Regions from separate parts of the Homo sapiens genome. Here region 2 is linked to region 1. The links are chromatin loops, found by intact Hi-C in ENCODE. Cell type or tissue: mammary epithelial cell. All regions are shown on one strand. Each heading gives the region's core, and the rest is flanking DNA. Links, peaks and the distances in the headings are about the cores only.

The links. A loop is a pair of places that touch in the nucleus more often than their neighbours do. Peaks named below come from ENCODE experiments on the same cell type or tissue, not always from the same donor. Only the 100,000 strongest peaks of a DNase experiment are listed, where the experiment ranks them.
Region 2: it touches region 1 in a loop (16-fold over the local background); 78 of 110 quality-filtered maps call a loop at or near these places.

Annotation. Positions count from the first base shown.
Region 1 is chr22:26,460,342-26,463,145 of GRCh38, reverse strand. The region is part of intron 11 of HPS4 (HPS4 biogenesis of lysosomal organelles complex 3 subunit 2); the gene reads left to right. Among named protein-coding and RNA genes, the nearest start is that of HPS4, 22 kb to the left of the region's middle. In mammary epithelial cell, for the core only: a CTCF peak has its summit at 1,741 (motif pointing right); no DNase peak of the experiment used is centred there; H3K27ac peaks cover 456 bases.
Region 2 is chr22:26,397,473-26,400,276 of GRCh38, reverse strand. No RefSeq gene overlaps it. Among named protein-coding and RNA genes, the nearest start is that of ASPHD2, 30 kb to the left of the region's middle. In mammary epithelial cell, for the core only: a CTCF peak has its summit at 1,431 (motif pointing left); a DNase peak (open chromatin) is centred at 1,416.

The DNA.
Region 1 (2,804 bases), core at 199-2,698:
CAGCCTTGCTTTAGTAGGCAGGGAAAGTGGTAGCAGTAAGAACAGCAGGTTGAAATTGCTGCAGGGCAAATGGTGTCTTGGGGCTTTCCTTGTTTTTATTCTTAAATGTGTATTATTCTAAGCTGATCTTACTATCATGCAGGGCTTGTGACCCTCCATAAATGAGCTAGTCACCTTGAAATACAGAAGAAGAGATAAGACTGCACAGCAGCTTCCTTGCACAGAGCTCCTAGCAAGAGAATGCTCTCTGGAGCTGTCAGGCTTCTCTGTGCCCTTTCCACAGACGCTGGATCACTGAGTTATGGCTCATTTGCTTCCTGTATCCCCATTCACCATAGCTAGGAGTGACTATCCATCTCCTTCTTATAGCAGTGCGGGGAGTTGTGGCTGCAGTGTTAAATGCCTCATCTCCCTGCCAATGCCTTGGTTTTCATGGTCTGTTCTGCACAGTGTCGAGCCTTGGAAGTGTCATTTTGAAGGGCCCAGTGTTTGAATGCAATAAAGTGGATATAATACCTCTCTTTTTACCTTCCCCCACAAAAAGGAAAAAATAGCCCAGGCTGCTCTTTGAGATGTATTCTGCACCAACTATATGTGAAATACTTCGCATCTCTCGTTTTAGCCAAGCCTTAGAACAGTTCTGGGAAGGAGGCATTGTAACTCCCATTTTACCAGTAAGAAAACAGCCTCATTGAGATGAAAAGACTTCCTGCAAGTGGCAGGTCCAGAATTCTTGCTTGTTTCTGGTTCCCCACCCCAGCCTCTCTGTCCCCCCACTGCCCTGCCCTTGCAGTGATAGCTGGGAAGCTGAAGAAAGGGGGTCAGTGTCCTGCCTTCTGTGGCTCGTGCTCTATGGCCATATCCCCTGGTTTGTCAAGGTCTATCCATGCTGTTACGACATCAGCCTCCATGGGCTTCTGTGGAAAGCAGGGTTTGATGCTGGCTAGGCCCCGGGAAATAGACTGCAGTTTTATGGAAGAGAAAAAGCTAATCTTTTCTTCTTTTTTTTTTTTTTTTTTGAGATGGAGTTCCGCTCTTGTTGCCCAGGCTGGAGTACAATGGTGTGATCTGAGCTCACTGCAACCTCCGCCTCCCCGGTTCAAGCGGTTCTCCTACCTCAACCTCCTGAGTAGCTGGGATTACAGGCATGTGCCACCAGGCCCGGCTAATTTTGTATTTTTAGTAGAGACGGGGTTTCTCCATGTTGGTCAGGCTGGTCTCGAACTCCTGACCTCAGGTAATCTGCCCGCCTCGGCCTCCCAAAGTGCTGGGATTACAGGCATGATTGCACCCATCCCTGAAAAGCTAATCTTTTCTAGTATGGAGTGACTAACTTTGATCAGCCCACTGGTTTGAGAGTGGGTTTGTTAATCAGACCCAAAGGATTTCTGTTTTATAATCAGGAAGAGGTGTTTGATTGCCTTTTTGTCCCAGACTAGCCTTGAAAATACTTTATCTGATTTCCCTGCAGCCCCTCTGCTACTGTCTAGAAAAACCAAATACCCCCAGTTACGGTGAGCACACCCCTTTTGCAAGGGCTCCTTAATGATGTTACATACTGCCAAGCTGCCCTTGTGTCATTTGGCTGTCTTGTCTTTGGGTGGATCAGCTTCCACAGGGAGTAGGGGTAGGGTGAGGGGCAGCAGGGGTTGGGATTGGTGAAAGGAGCCCTGGGTGGAGCAGCCAGGAGGGTTGGGATTGGGGCTGGAATTCCCTCAGAGGGAGTGGAATAGGCTCACACCAGGGGGCAGCATAGAGCCGCTGATAGTCCATTACTCAGACCCCAAGATAATCTCCTTGACCTTCAAACACAGTGATCAGATTAATTATTTATCACTACAATAGGACATGGAGCTTCTGTGTACAGTACATGAGGCTTGAAGTTAGTGTGAGAGTGTTGCCATAAAACATTTTATGAAAAAACACCTTCCCCCAACTGGGAAACCGGTATCTCTAAGTGAATGTGTGTTCCATGCATTGCTCCTGCTGCACGCTGTGTCACACACTGACATTTGTGCCACTTGCTTTCGTGTGCACTAGAAGTCAGAGGACCCGGGAATTAGCCTCAGCTCTGTGTTGCCTAGGGCTGTTGTGAGGATCACATTATGTAGCAGTATATATCGGTGGCTGGCAAACATTTTATGTAAAGGACCAGAAAGCAAATATTTTCAGCTTTGCACAGCTTTTCAGCTCTGCTGTTGCAGTACAAAAACAGCCATAGACAGTATATAAATGGTATGACTGTATTCCAGTAATTATTTATGGACATGGAATTGGAACTTCATATAATTTGCACATGTTACAATATTATTCTTTTGACTTTTTTCCCCAACCAAGTAAAAAAATATAAAAACCATTCTTAGGTCTCAGACTGTACAAAGATAGGCAACAGGCTGGATTTAGTTTATAGGCTAGAGTTTGCTGACCCCTGGTATGTATGAAAGCACTTGGTTATCAGTAAAAATTATCCACATGTCATCTGACATAGCATCTTGTGATTAACTGTGTTTTTATGGTTAAGTGATCCTATCTTGAGTGCAAGTTAGGCAGAAGATTTTGGAAGCAAAGCTCCGTGCCTGTGGGGAAACAGTTTTTGGCATGGCTCACTCTCTGTTCTTATTGTTTCTTCCTCTGGACACCAGCTCAGCATGGAAGGGATGACTGTTAGCACGTTCTTGAGGTCCAAAAACTTTCAGTGAGGCTGTGGTTTGACTTCATCAGGTGAATGCTTATGTGTGCCCGTGTGCGTGTCGGCACATGCACACACACACATCTGTTCAAATAAGAGGCTCAGTGTTAAACGC
Region 2 (2,804 bases), core at 83-2,582, 63 kb after region 1:
TGAATTTATTCAGCCTGAGATTTTATTAGTAAAGGAAGTCCTCTCAAGCAGTTTCACCTGGCACAAAAGTTGTGAGATTCACGACGTTGGAAAATTTGCAAATCAAATGGTTCATTTAGTATGATACTGTACTTGCTAGTGGGATTATGTTGATTATGCACTATGAATAGCATATTTTATTTTTCTTTCTTTTTAAAAAATTGGTTGTGGCAAGAACACTTAACATGAGATCTCAACTTTTAACAGATTAATTTTTTTTTTTTTTTTTATTAGACAGAGTCTCGCTTTGTCGCCCAGGCTGGAATGCAGTGGTGTGATAATAGCTTACTGTAACTTCAGACTCCTGGGCTCAAGGGATCCTGCTGCCTCAGCCTTTCCAGTAGCTAGGACTACAAGCATGCACCATCACACTAAGCTAAGTTTTTAATTTTTTTGTGAAGACAGGGTCTTGCCATGTTGCCCAGGCAGGTCTCAAACTCCTGACCTCAAGCAATCCTCCGACCTTGGCCTCCCAAAGTGCTAGGATTACTGGCGTGAACCACTGCACCTGGCCCCGAACAGATTTTTAAGTGTACAACATAGCATTGCAGAACTTGTTCATCTTATGCATTATTTTTATATAAGAAGGGTGTGGTGGTATGGTTGCTAGAGAAAATGCAGGATCCCAGTTAAATTTGAATTTCAGATAAACAACACTTTTTTTTTAAGTATAAATATGTCCCAAATATTGCACTTTCCCATTGGCCCAGCTTGGCTCATGTGACCATCTCTCCACTAATCATGGAACCTCTGATTGGCCAGACCATGGTCAGGTGTCCCACAGTCAGAACTGTATTATTAATACTACAGATTTATTTAATTTTCAAATTTAATTGGGTGTCTTGCATTTTTATTTTGTACATTTGGTAACCCTACGTGGAAGAAAGTCAGATGGGTAGGGGGTGGGAGAATTCCTGAGTTTGGGGAAGGAGAGAGATTCAAGTAGGTTCCCAGGAATGTGAGACTCTTGGGGACAGAAATGGGTACAGAGGATTTTATGGAAGTTTTTCTGTGTGATGTGCCTGGTAATATACTTCCCACTCAGTCCCTTCTAGAGAACATCAGTACAAGTTAGAATCTTTGAAAGTCTTTTGTGTGGTTCTCTGGTTGGGGGCAGCATTGTATGAGCCCTGGGTCCAAAGCCACCCCATTTTTTATCTGTAACACGCAGCCTGGGCAAGAATGAGTAACAATGATGCTGGTTTCTTTTACTGCCAAGAATGAAGGGCAGCCTGCTAATTCTCCAAATCATATTTTGTTTTACCAGAAAGAATCCATTTCATCAGTTATCTTTGTCCAAAGAAAATAACCATTGTGAGGAAACAGAAGTGTGATTCAGTTTCTGTAGGATGCTCAAGGCCTTCCTTGAGAATCCCATGCTGAGGATGCCATCTGGTGGTTTAAAGGGACCCAGCTTGCCAGTGACACCGGCCCGGCTTTGGGCTTCTCTATTGGCTGATAGTCATTTCTTCACCAAATATTTGAGTGCCTACTCTGTGCTGGGCACTGTGGTAGCGCCACCAACAATAGTATTAGTGACATAGTTTTAGAATGATGCAGGCATACCTTGTTTCATTGGGCTTTGCTTTATTGCACTTTGCAGAGACTGATTTTTTTACAGATTGAAGTTTTGTAGCAACCCTGCATGGAACAAGTCTACTGATGCCAGTTTCCCAACAGCATGTGCTTACTTTATGTCTCTGTGTCATGTTTTGTTAGTTCTCACAATATTTCAACTTTTTAATTATTGTTATGTCTATTACAGTGATCTATGATGGGAGATCTTTGATGTTACTACTGTAACTGTTTTGGGGTGTCATGAACTGCACCCATAGAAGATGGCAAACTTATTCCATAAATGCTGTGTGTGTTCTGATTGCTGCACAGACTGGCTGTTTCACCATCTCTCTTCCAATCTTTGGGCCTCTCTGTTCCTTAAGACACAACAATATTGAAGTTAGGCCAATTAATAATCCTGCAATGGCCTCTAAGTGTTCAAGTGAAAGGAAGAGTTGCCATCTCTCACTTTGAATCAAGAGGTAGAAATGATTAAGCTTAGTGAAGTAGGTACATTGGAAGCCAAGACTGGCCTTTTGCTAGGCCTCTTTTGCAACTTAGCCAAGTTGTGAATGGAAAGGAAAAGTTATTAAAGAAAATTAAAAAGTGCCACTCCAGTGAAAACACAAATGAAAAGAAAGCAGAATAGGCTTATTGTTGATATGGAGAAAGTTTAAAGGTCTGGATAGAAGATGAAACCAGCCACCACATCTCCTTAAGCCAAAGCCTAATTAAGAGCAAGGCCCTATCTCTCTTCAATTCTGTGAAGGCTGAGAGAGATGAGGAAGCTGCAGAAGAAAAGGTTGAATCTAACAGAGGTTGGTTCATGAGGTTGAAGGAAAGAAGCTGTCTCTATAACATCGAAGTGCAAGGTGAAGTGGCAAGTGCTGATGTAGAAACTGCATCAAACTATCCAGAAGATCCAGTTAAGATCATTGAGGAAGGTAGCTACATTAAATAATGGATTTTCAGCATAGATGAAACAGCCTTCTATTGGAAGAAGATGCCATCTAGGACTTTCATAGCTAGAGAGAAGTCAATGCCTGGCTTTCAAGCTTCAAAGAACAGGCTGACTCTCTTGTTAGGGGCTAATGCAGCTGGTGACTCTAAGTTGAGGCCAGTGCTCATTTACTGTTTCAAAAATCCCAGGGCCCTTAAGAATTATGCAATCTACTACTCTGCCTGTGCATATATAACAGCACATCTGT